Linked DNA regions of Homo sapiens: region 2 is linked to region 1. A link is a loop called in an ENCODE intact Hi-C map of the cell type or tissue named here. Cell type or tissue: tibial artery. All regions are shown on one strand. Links, peaks and the distances in the headings refer to the core of each region. The heading gives the core; the rest is flanking DNA. Region 1 overlaps PRDM16 (PR/SET domain 16). Region 2 overlaps LOC124903823 (a long non-coding RNA gene).

Region 1 (5,363 bases), core at 278-5,277:
CCAGGAGCTGGCCCACAGGCCTCAGGGGGCCTCTCCAGGGAGCCGCCAGGCCACAGCCGCCCACCCTCAGGAGGGGCCGCCCTCCCCACCCATTCTGCTCCCTGCGAAGCCTGCTGCTGGGAAATTACTCAAAATTAAAAGATCTCAAGCGCAAATGATCTGTACTGTAGATTCTTCAGTCTTAGTGGTCCAGTTGCTTCCTGCCGCCCTCGTAGGCCTACCGCCTGGCAGCACAAAGCTGATCCCGGCACAGCCTTGCAGGGACCGCACTGCAGGTGCAGGCACCAGAGGTGAATGAGCTGCCTCTCAGGCCTGTGCCAGCCCTGCCTGGCTCATGGGGCACGCTCCTCTAGGATGCCAAGGCTGTAGGATCACCCAAGGGACAATTGGACTGAGTGCCCACGACGAGCTGGGGCCGCTGTGATGGCTGGGGGCACACAGGAAGGAGGGGCCTGCCCTGCTCACAGCTGACATCTGGGAGCTGCAGGGGCAGAAAGGGCCCGCCTGGGGGTCGGGACCCTGGGCTCTTGTCCTGGGTCCACCCAGCCCATGGTCGCATATGACTCTTTCCCTCCCTGGGGCCCAGTTCATAACTGCACTGGGAGGGGGAGGAGATGGTGATGTCCCAAGGGGGACTCAGGTATGACAAGGGGCCCCTCCTATCTTAGCCATCACTCCATGCCCGGGGGCGCGTGGCTGGTCAGCCTCGGGCCGCCTCGTGCAGCTGTGGCCGGGGACAGGAGCCATGCTGATGAGCCAGTGGTGTGAAGCTCACCCCCCAGCCTCAGCGGCTGCACAGACCCCCCTGGGCAACAGTGGGGTCCCCCAGTGGACCCAGGCACCCGCCTCTTCGCAGCTCCAGCTTCTGCTCCTTCCACCTGCCCTGCTGAGGCCTGTGGTCAGGAAAGGCTCTGCTGCTACCCGTCAGCCTCGGCACCTTTAGGAAAAGCCTCTCTGGGCTCCCATGGGTAGGGGAGGAAGGAAGTTCAGGGCGGGCCCCTTTCCCAGGGCCTCCTCCTGGGCTGGACTCCTCCAAGTGCCCCACAATGATCGCTTCTCAGAATGCAGACTCCTGGGACCTCCCCCGGGAACTCTCAGCCAGTAGTAGGTAGAGAATGTGGCCTGGAATTGGGTGGGGGTCTCACAGGCTGACCATCTGGGTCAGGAACCCCTGCGGTTCCTGGCTGAACCCCTCTCTGGTGCCACGGGCACCCTGGGGCCACCGCAGAATCCCAGCTTCAGGCAGGGGCACCGGGCGGTGAGCCTCACTCTCTGCCAAGTGTCCCCAGCATTCTCAGGCCCCACAAGGGCCCATGGGTCTACATTTGGGACCTGCTTTCAAACAAGGGGACAGCAGCTTCTGAGAAAAAGTGGGGCTGAGGTCATGTTTACGACACAGAATTCCCCCAAGCCCAGAGAGGGCCATCGGCTGTAGTGAAGTCAAGTTCCAGGGCCCGGCTGGGTCAGGGACCTGCAGAGGACAGAGCCATGTTCAGGCAGGAGCATGAGGCACTGGGCCCAGGCAATCGGCCTGCAAGGCGCAGAGTTGAGACTGCCCCACCTACATGCTGTTAGTGGGGGCAGGAACCGGGTCTGGGCCCAGCTGCCGCCCCTGCTGGAGCTCACCTGTGCCTCTCCCACCTGGCAAGAGCCTGGCTGCCCCCAGTGAGCTCCTGCTGGGGTCACTGAGCGGGACCCACACCTGCCTCTGGGCCCCTGCATGGACAAACCTGGGGGCTGGGAGCTATTCCTTCCTTCTCAGCCCCGGGTTCCCCTGTCAGAGCGAGGGTGGCTGTGTCCTAATCACAGCACAGCTGGGAGGGTCCCAGTGTAGACAGAGCCTCACAGAGACCAGGGCACACGGCAGGTGCCCACCAGGCCCATACAGAGGCCACATGCCTCTGTCATACTCCCTTCACATCCAATCCTTATTTTCCCTAAGGAAGAAAGAAAGGGAGGAAGGAAAAGGGCAGGAGGCTCCGGAGCACCCTGTTCTCACAGGGAGCCTTGGGGGACCTAGGGGGAGGCTGGGCCACGCCCCCACGCAGAAGCCCTTCTCCCTCCTGCTTCTGGCAAAACCCTGAAGACATTTTCAGGCTGGCAGCCCTGATGATGTTTTCAGGTCTCTTGGTACAAGCGGCCGGTTCCTGAGTAAGGGTGGGCTCTGGGTGTCACTGGGACAGGGGGGGCGGGGCGTGTGGGATGCGATTGGCAAAATACTATTTAAGAAGTTGGTATTCACAGATGTCTCTCGAATATGAAAAGAAAATATTTATTTCCTTTTTCGCTTGTGAATCAGAATGCTCTATTTAAAGAAAGTCCCCTCTGCTGGGCTGCAGCGGAGTTATTACCCCTTAAGGAAGTAAAGGAGAGCCATCAGGGAGGTATTCTTAGTCATTCTCTCTCCTTTTTTCTAAAATTCCTTATATACCCGTGCCTCCGAGCCGGGCCGAAGATAGTGCAGGATTTCATGGCATTCTTGGGCTAAAAACGTCTAGGGCTGATGTCACGGTGCCGGGGGACATGGGAAGCCTGTGCTGTGACTCCTCCACGGCACTGCCGGCTTCTCCCGGAGCAACGCCGAGGCCCATGGGTTTCTCTGCATCCCTGTCCCCACGGTGGCCTCAGGCTCCGCACCATCCCACAGGGCCCCGTCTCTCTCCAAATCCCGACGCTGTGTGCCTCGCCGAGCTGCCCGGTGCTGGCTCCACGGGAACACTCCTCAGAGCATCCACTGGCCGGTGCGCTCACGGTTTTAGACGTGAGGCCTCCATAGAAACATCCAGAAGCTCCTGAGTGGGGAAGCGCGGCAAAGCTTCCTGGCCTCACGCAGAACTCTCCACGCAGAGTGGAGCAGCAGAGGTGCCCAGAGCCAGGCCACGTCCCGGGGCCGAGCCCACTCAACCGTGGGGGTGGTGTGGGCAGTGGAGCGTGCATCTGGGAACCTTGGAGAGAAAGGGCAGGCCAGGAACGAGTTTTGGCGTTTAGATGATAAAACGTGGGACTGAGAATACCAAGCCCTAATGTGTGGCGATCAGACGGTGGCGTGTGGCGGGGAGACGGTGGCGTGTGGCGGGGAGACGATGGCGTGTGGCGATCAGACGGTGGCATGTGGCGGGGAGACGGTGGCGTGTGGCGGGGAGACGGTGGCGTGTGGTGGGGAGACGGTGGCGTGTGGTGGGGAGACGGTGGCGTGTGGTGGGGAGACAGTGGCCAGTTGCCGCAGAGTCCAGCCTTGATATTATCAGACCTGCCCCAGCCTCCCTCCCTGAGACTCCAGCCTGAGCCGAGGTCCCCAGCACCTGCCATGGTCTACCCCTTCCCCTCTGTTGGAATTTAAAGGATAAGGCGTAATAGGGTGATCTAAGAGCTCAGCCAATGAGCGCCGGCTGCCCCCACAGCAGGCCAGCAAGGAGGGCTTATGGCGGGGCTCAGCTCCAGGGTGAAAGGGGCATGGGAGAGACAGAAGGAAGCGCCCTGCACAGGGAGGTACCAGTGAACACCTCTGCAGGACCTGAGATGAGCCGGTTGTCTGCTGAGTGACTAAATGCCCTCAACAACCATCCTAAATAGCCCCCCAGTGTGCACTGAGCGTTGCAGAAGGCCAGACGAGTGCTTTGGGAGCCCTTGTTCCTCAGCCCTCCCACCTGTCCCTTGCCCGGCGGTCTGGTGCAGGTGCCGGACAGGACATGCAGGCGGGCTCTCCACTCCTCCTATCTAGGTCAGCTGCTCTCGGCCCAGGCCGTAAATTAGGATCTCCTGGGAGCTTTCACATGCCTGATGCCAGAGGGGTGTGCCAGGACTTTGGGTCTGACACTGGGACGTTCCTGGGCAAACAGGGAGGTTGGTCACCCTCCCTGGCCCCAGCCCAGCATCTCCAAGGCAGGCCTGACACCTGTATTTCCCATGCTCCCCAGGCAACACGAACACACAGTGAAGGGGAGCCCGCAGCCCCCAGCCTCTGCCCTCAGGTCTCAGGCACCCGGGAAGGACTTGGGAGCTTTCCTGACCACCCCCTCCCCCAGTACAGACCGACATGTGGGAGGGGCACTCACTCTTACATTTTCCTATGCATTCAGCAGACATTGTTGGGGGGCAGGGGCTTGCACCTCCTCCCCGGCTGGGTGGGCGCACTTCTCAGAATATGTCTGAGCCACAGGAGCTCCCTGGGTTGAGCCTTCCTTGCCTGCCATCCTGGGGTCCCCCAGAGCCGGATGGGATGGAGAGTGCGGAGGTCCATGGCTGTGGACAGCTCCAGGGGTGCAAAGGGAGCACCCAGCCCACTGAGCAGTGGGCGCTGGACACACAAGTTCTGCTTCTACAGAGGAGAGCTATGTCAAACACTTCTGGGTTCAAACCAGCCTCTGGTGGCTGGCAGGTGCCCCTTCTTCCTGAATCCCAGAGCCATGAGGCAGCCTGGAGATCTCCTAGGAATGGCTAGACCTGGCACTGGTGGGAGCTGCCGCTCCATCCCCTTGGGGGGCCGGGCAGGAGCCCGAAGCCTCAGGAGGTCAGCCCTGGAGGCGGGACGGGCAGGAAGGCAGTGCATCCTTCCACAGCGTCAGGGAACATTGGTGACTCTCCCAATGCCTGCAACACACCCAAAGCTGCCCCCTGGTAAGCCGCTGCGTCTGCTGGGTACTCGTCGTCTGGCCGCTGTGTCTGCTGGGTACTCGCCGTCTGGCCGCTGCGTCTGCTCAGTACTCACCATCTGGCCGCTGTGTCTGCTGGGTACTCGCCGTCTGGCCGCTGTGACTGCTGGGTACTCGCTGTCTGGCCGGGTCCTTCCTAAACTCAGCTGTGCACATGAATCACCAGGGATCTCGCTCAATTGCAGGTGGTGACTCAGTGAGTCCCAGAGAGGGGCCAAGGTTCTTCATTTCCAACAAACCTGCAGGGAGGCCAGCACTGCTGGCTCAGGGACCACACTTTGAGCACCGAGGGTCTTTATGGCAACAAGGCAGCCGGGTGTGTCTGTCTCTGGGTTGATCTTGGTTTCCTGTTTGCTCATGGGCCACAGGGACTGAAAGGGACTGAAGCAGAGTCCCAGGAGCCTCGACAATCCCTCCTGGGCAGGAGCTGGGGCTTGGTTAAAACAGGGTCGCTTCTGCCTGGGCTCAGACCTGTGGCCAAGCTCACCTTGATTCCCCAGCCCAGGACCGACGGAGGGGTCTAAGTCCAGCTCCTACACCAGCACCAAGCCCCGCCCACTGCCATGAAAACGGTAGAAAGGCAGAGCCTCCAATAGGACCTCCTACTTCCCCAAACCCAGTCCTGAACCCACATCCCTCATGAAGAGATTGCCCAATTGGAACATGAGCAGGCCAGAGCATGAGGTCTGGATGTAGGGGCTGACTCCTTAG
Region 2 (5,363 bases), core at 198-5,197, 980 kb after region 1:
CCTCAGCCTCCTGAGTAGCTGGGATTACAAGCACCCGTCATCATGCCCAGCTAATTTTTGTATTTTTTTTAGTAGAGATGGGGTTTTGACATGTTGGCCAGGTTGGTCTCAAACGCCTGACCTCAGGTGATCCACCTGCCTCGGCCTCCCAAAGTGCTGGGATTACAGGTGTGAGCCACCTCGCCTGGCCAGATTTGGTTTTTTTGTTTTGTTTTGTTTTGTTTTTGAGACAGAGTCTCACTCTCTCGCTCTGTTTCCCAGGCTGGAGTGCAGTGGCACAATCTCGGCTCACTGCAAGCTCCGCCTCCTGGGTTCACACCATTCTCCTGCCTCAGCCTCCTGAGTAGCTGGGACTACAGGCACCCGCCACCATGCCCAGCTAATTTTTTTTGTATTTTTTAGTAGAGACAGGGTTTCACCATGTTAGCCAGGATGGTCTTGATTTCCTGACCTCATGATCTGCCCGCCTCAGCCTCCCAAAGTGCTGGGATTACAGGTGTGAGCCACCTCGCCTGGCCAGATTTGTTTTTTAAATGTCCTGTAAAAAGGCACAAGGAAGGTAGCTGTGCAGAGCTAGAAATGAAGATAGCACTCAAGCCACAGTGGTAAGCAAGAGTGGAAACCAAACTGCCAATGCAAGCCTTGGGCCTGGTCTCACGTCCACTGAGGGCTGCTGGTTAAGGCCAGTGAGAGACAAGAGTCATGGCCACAGGCCCTTTCTGAATGGGATCTGGAACTGGGCTTCCATCATAACAATAAGAGCTAAGAAGGGTCTGTCCCAGTCCATGAAGGGGAAATGGAAATCTCTGCCCACCAGCCTAGACATGGAGCCCAGAGAGTAAGCAGCCCAGACTAAGCCAGAAGGACACAGGGCTCCAGGAAAACAAGGAACCAGTGGAAGGTAGGATGCAACTGACTAGATCAAACACTGTGTGGAGGGCTTGTTGGAAGAGGTAGGTGGGATGGGCCATAGGCACAGAGGAAACTCAGCAGATGACAGAAGAAAGCAAGGCCACTACTAACTCCAGGAAAAATAAAGAGAAAACCTAAGCAGAGTTCACTACTTGACTCAGCAGAGAGTTATAGTACAAATTATAATAGAGACATCAACTTAAACAAAAATGAGGAAATTGCTCATTTGGGAAGACAGAAGAAGAGATGGTAGGGTGGGGCAGGGAGCATTGGATAAGAGCAAAACCCTCATTCTCCAGTAACATCTCACCATGTATAAAGCTGCTAAACCAAGGAGGAGCAGCAAGAGCACATAATTGAGAAGTATGGAGAGAGCTAAGACAAAAAAAAATGGGTGAAAGCTTTGAAAGAAGCTGACGCTAGGGCCGTAATGGAGGAGCAAAGGAGGGCCAGGGCTTGGTGAGTTCCACAGAGACAATAGTTTCTACAGATTCTACAGTTTCAGTATTTAAACTGTACTAACTTTGGGGGTTCTTTTTGTTTCTTTTATCTATGTATCTGTATTTCTTTGGTAACTATTAAAATAAAGAAACACACTAGAATTCCAAACTAAAAATAACAGGCTGAGGGCAGTGGCTCACACCTGTAATCCCAGCACTTTGGTAGGCTGAGGTGGGCGGATCACCTGAGGGCAGGAGTTTGAGACCAGCCTGGTGAAACCCTGTCTCTACTAAAAATACAAAAATTAGCCAGGTATGGTGGCATGTGCCTACAGTCCCAGCTACTCAGGAGGCTGAGGCAGGAGAATCACTTGTACCCAGGAAGCAGAGGTTGCAGTGAGCTGAGATCGCGCCACTGCACTTCAGCCTGGGTGACAGCGAGACTCCATCTCAAAAAAATAAATAAAAATAAATAACAAAGAAAAATACACATTCCCATCAAAAATCACCATTATCTGGGACATTGCAAAATACTTTGGACACATCATCAATTAAAGAAGGGATCAAAATGGAAACCACAAAATGTTTTAAATTGAATGATAATGAAAACACTGTCAATGAAAATTCCTGGATGTAGCTTACATGGTACGTAGAATGTTATAGCCTTCAGATCATATATCAAAAAACAAGAAAGTGACTTTTGCCAAGTGAAGAATCTACAGATGTCTTAAAGTTTCTCTTTTGCGCTGACCTGCAATTTCTAGTTTTCTTTGTTTTTTTTTTGTTTTTTTTTTTAAAGACGGAATCTCTCTCTATCGCCCAGGCTGCAGTGCAGTGTCACTACCTCGGCTCACTACAATCTCCGCCTCCCGGGTTCACACAATTCTCCTGCCTCAGCCTTCTGAGTAGCTGGGACTACAGGCGCCCGCCACCATGCCCGGCTAATTTTGTATATTTTTAGTAGAGATGGGGTTTCACCATGTTAGCCAGGATGGTCTTGATCTCCTGACCTCATGATCTGCCCAGCTCGGCCTTCCAAAGTGCTGGGATTACAGGCGTGAGCCACCGCACCCAGCTCTTTTTTTTTTTTTTTGAGACGGAATCTCTCTCCATCGCCTAGGCTGGAGTGCAGTGGTGCGATTTTGGCTCACTGCAACCTCCGCCTCCAGGGTTCAAGCAATTCTCGTGCCTAAGCCTCCGTAATAGCTGGGATTACAGGCACATGCCACCATGCCCAACTAATTATTGTATTTTTAGCAGAGACGGGGTTTCACCATGTTGGCCAGGCTGGTCTTGAACTCCTGTCCTCAGGTGATCTGCCCGCCTCGGCCTCTCAAAGTGCTGGGATCACAGGCATGAGCCACCATGCCTGGTCGGCAGTTTCTGGCTTTCTTTTTTTTTTTTTTTTTTTTTTGAGACAGAGTCTTGCTCTGTTGCCCAGGCTGGAGTGCAGTGCTGCAATCTTGGCTCACTGCAACCTCGGCCCCCCGGGTTCAAGCTATTCTCCTGCCTCAGCCTCCTGAGTAGCTGGGACTACAGGTGCCCACCACCACACCTGGCTAATTTTTTGTATGTTTAGTAGAGATGGGGTTTCACTGTGTTAGCCAGGATGGTCTCGATCTCCTGATCTCGTGATCCGCATGCCTTGGCCTCCCAAAGTGCTGAGATTACAGGCGTTAGTCACTGCACCCGGCCCATTTTCTGGCTTTCTAAGGAAGCTGCCTTCAGTTTTGCTTGCGTTTCCTGTTGTTTCTCTCAGAGCCATTCTGCCCAGGAGAGCCCTCGCCCACCATGGGATCTTCTGTGAAATCAGTTGCCTGACCTGTACCGTGCCCAGGTGGCCTCGGGTGTGTGTCAGCCTCCCGGTGGTGGTCCCAGAGCCAGGGCCTGCCTCTTGAGATCACCTGAGGTGATGCATGGGAAGTGCTGAGCAGGGCACCTGCCTCTGGGGGGCCATGGATGGTCCTGCCATTGTGGCCATTGGGAACCAGAGGGTGAGAGCAGGTGGCCAGCAGACCACCCCACTCAGAGCCACAGCCCAGCTCCTGCCCACTCCCCACAGGGACAAAGCCAGGTAGGGCAGCAATGAGGCTGCCCAGCCTTGGACAGCCTGGGCCAGGCATTGAACCATCCCGGGAGCCAGGTGTCCACCCAACCCCACCTTGGGCTCACACCCAGAGTGTGACAGGGCCTGGCCCAGGTCCCAGGCTAGGGAGACAAAGCTGGCTCTCTCGGGCTCCCTTTCCTGCAGGAGACCCCTGGCAGCCCATGCCCAGAGACACAAGGACCTTGGAGGCTGAGGGCGCAGCAGCAGGATGTTGGGCCCGAGGGAGGGAGGGGCACAGAGGCCTCGACACCCTCAGCAGCCCGTGGCCTGGCTCTGAGGACGCATCCACAGCCTGTGGACAGCCAGGGGGACACTGGTGAGGCCCAGCCTGGGGGGCCGTGTGCTGAATTGAAGAGCCAGTGTGGGCACCCAGCCCTGCCACCCTCACCCACTGAACCCTGTCCTGGGGGCATCCTGTGCAGCCCTGGATTGTGCGCTGTGCTGGTCATAGCTGCCCGGGGCTGCAGCCACACCACGCCACGCCACGCCACCCCAGTCATTCGCCGCCACCTCCCTGCGTGCCCTCGGCACTTCACTGAGCCCGGGACCCCCAGGCCAGAGATCACTCTTGACTTAGCTGAAGCGGTTGTGTGTCAAACAGTGGGGACAGAGCGAGAGCCAGGGACCCAGCCGCGGCCTGGGCATCACCAGCATCCTCCGAGGCCCTGGCTGCTGTCCTTTACCCGGCACACAACACTGAGCACCACGAGGTGGGCACAGGGGACCCAATGGGGGCAGAAGGGTGCTGTCCTTGCCCACACAAAGCTTTCAGCCAGCACTTCTCGAAGTGGGGGACCATCCCCGCAGTGCTTTCCAGGGGCCCAAGCTGTGGCACTGTTGGTTGCAATGGCAGAACCTCATAAGTCATCACAGGCACTGTGGGACCCTGGTGCCAGGACTGGTTTCCCTCAACATGCTGAGCCAGGTGGCATTACCGCCACGTGCAGACCAGAGCATGCTGAGGCTCAGGGCAGCCTGGGACCTACTGGGGCAAGCGGCTGGTCGGGGCGGGAGGTCAGGTGAGGGCAGGGTGTGTGTGAGGGCCAGACCTCGGGGGCCCAGTGGTCCCAAGGGCAGCGGGGGCTCCTTCACGCAGGTCCTACCCTTCAGTCACCCACGGCACCTGCCCGCAGCCACCTTCCCGCTACTCAGAGGGGGTGCAGCCTCCAGGCTCAGACCAAGCCATCCCAGGGGCCCAACCCCTCACCTCCTGCTCTCCGCCTCTGCATGGACGCCCCTTGCCCCCATCCTCACCCCTCCCCATCAGCAGCAGGATACAGCCCCTCCCGCTGTCTAGGGCCATGGCCCCTCAGCCACCCTTCCTGAGAGCAGGATCTGCCCCACACTGGGCTCCCGGCACCACCCTTGGCCCCCTCAGGGAACCCCCACCCACCCCGTTCTCCTGCTTAAGGGTTTGAGGGCAAAGTCCAAGACGCTGCCAGGGACCCCTGCCAGTGTTCTGCCCTCCTCAGGCCCGAGGGCTGGCCTCCCCCTCCTCCTAGTGGGACTCCCGGTCACCCCCTCCTTGTCAGGGGCTGGCTGCCTTCCCAGCAACAGGCCGTGAGCTGACCAATGGCTGGCCTGGGCCTGGTGAGGTGCAGCTGTGCTAGGCCCTACTGCTGGCGGGACACAGGTCCCCAGGCCAGGTGCCCCTTGGCACTGTGTTTGGAGGGATGGCTCCCTCTTGGCTGGGGGCACTGCCCTGAGGACCCGTGCTGTCACCCAGGCCCCACGCGCCGCCCAGAGGCCCTTGCCCCTCTCGGCTCCCGGGGTCCCATTCCAGGAATGAAACTGGGCTGGGCCAGCCACACAGTGTGGGCGCCTGTGCAGCAGGCGGAGGGGAAGCACAGGGTGGGGCCAGGACTCCGAAAGGGAAGGGAGGAAGGGCAAGGGCGGCCGCGGGC

Evidence for each region. Peaks named below come from ENCODE experiments on the same cell type or tissue, not always from the same donor. Only the 100,000 strongest peaks of a DNase experiment are listed, where the experiment ranks them.
Region 2: it touches region 1 in a loop (12-fold over the local background); 1 of 110 quality-filtered maps calls a loop at or near these places.

Annotation. Positions count from the first base shown.
Region 1 is chr1:3,192,415-3,197,777 of GRCh38, reverse strand. The region is part of intron 2 of PRDM16 (PR/SET domain 16); the gene reads right to left. It overlaps LOC107984909 (a long non-coding RNA gene), which reads right to left. Exons shown (of 2, transcript XR_001737869.2): 1 at 4,062-5,363; 2 at 2,252-2,945. Among named protein-coding and RNA genes, the nearest start is that of MIR4251, 67 kb to the right of the region's middle. In tibial artery, for the core only: no CTCF peak of the experiment used is centred there; a DNase peak (open chromatin) is centred at 2,552; H3K4me3 peaks cover 715 bases; H3K27ac peaks cover 5,000 bases.
Region 2 is chr1:2,214,714-2,220,076 of GRCh38, reverse strand. All of the region lies in intron 1 of LOC124903823 (a long non-coding RNA gene), which reads right to left. Among named protein-coding and RNA genes, the nearest start is that of SKI, 11 kb to the left of the region's middle. In tibial artery, for the core only: no CTCF peak of the experiment used is centred there; no DNase peak of the experiment used is centred there; H3K27ac peaks cover 897 bases.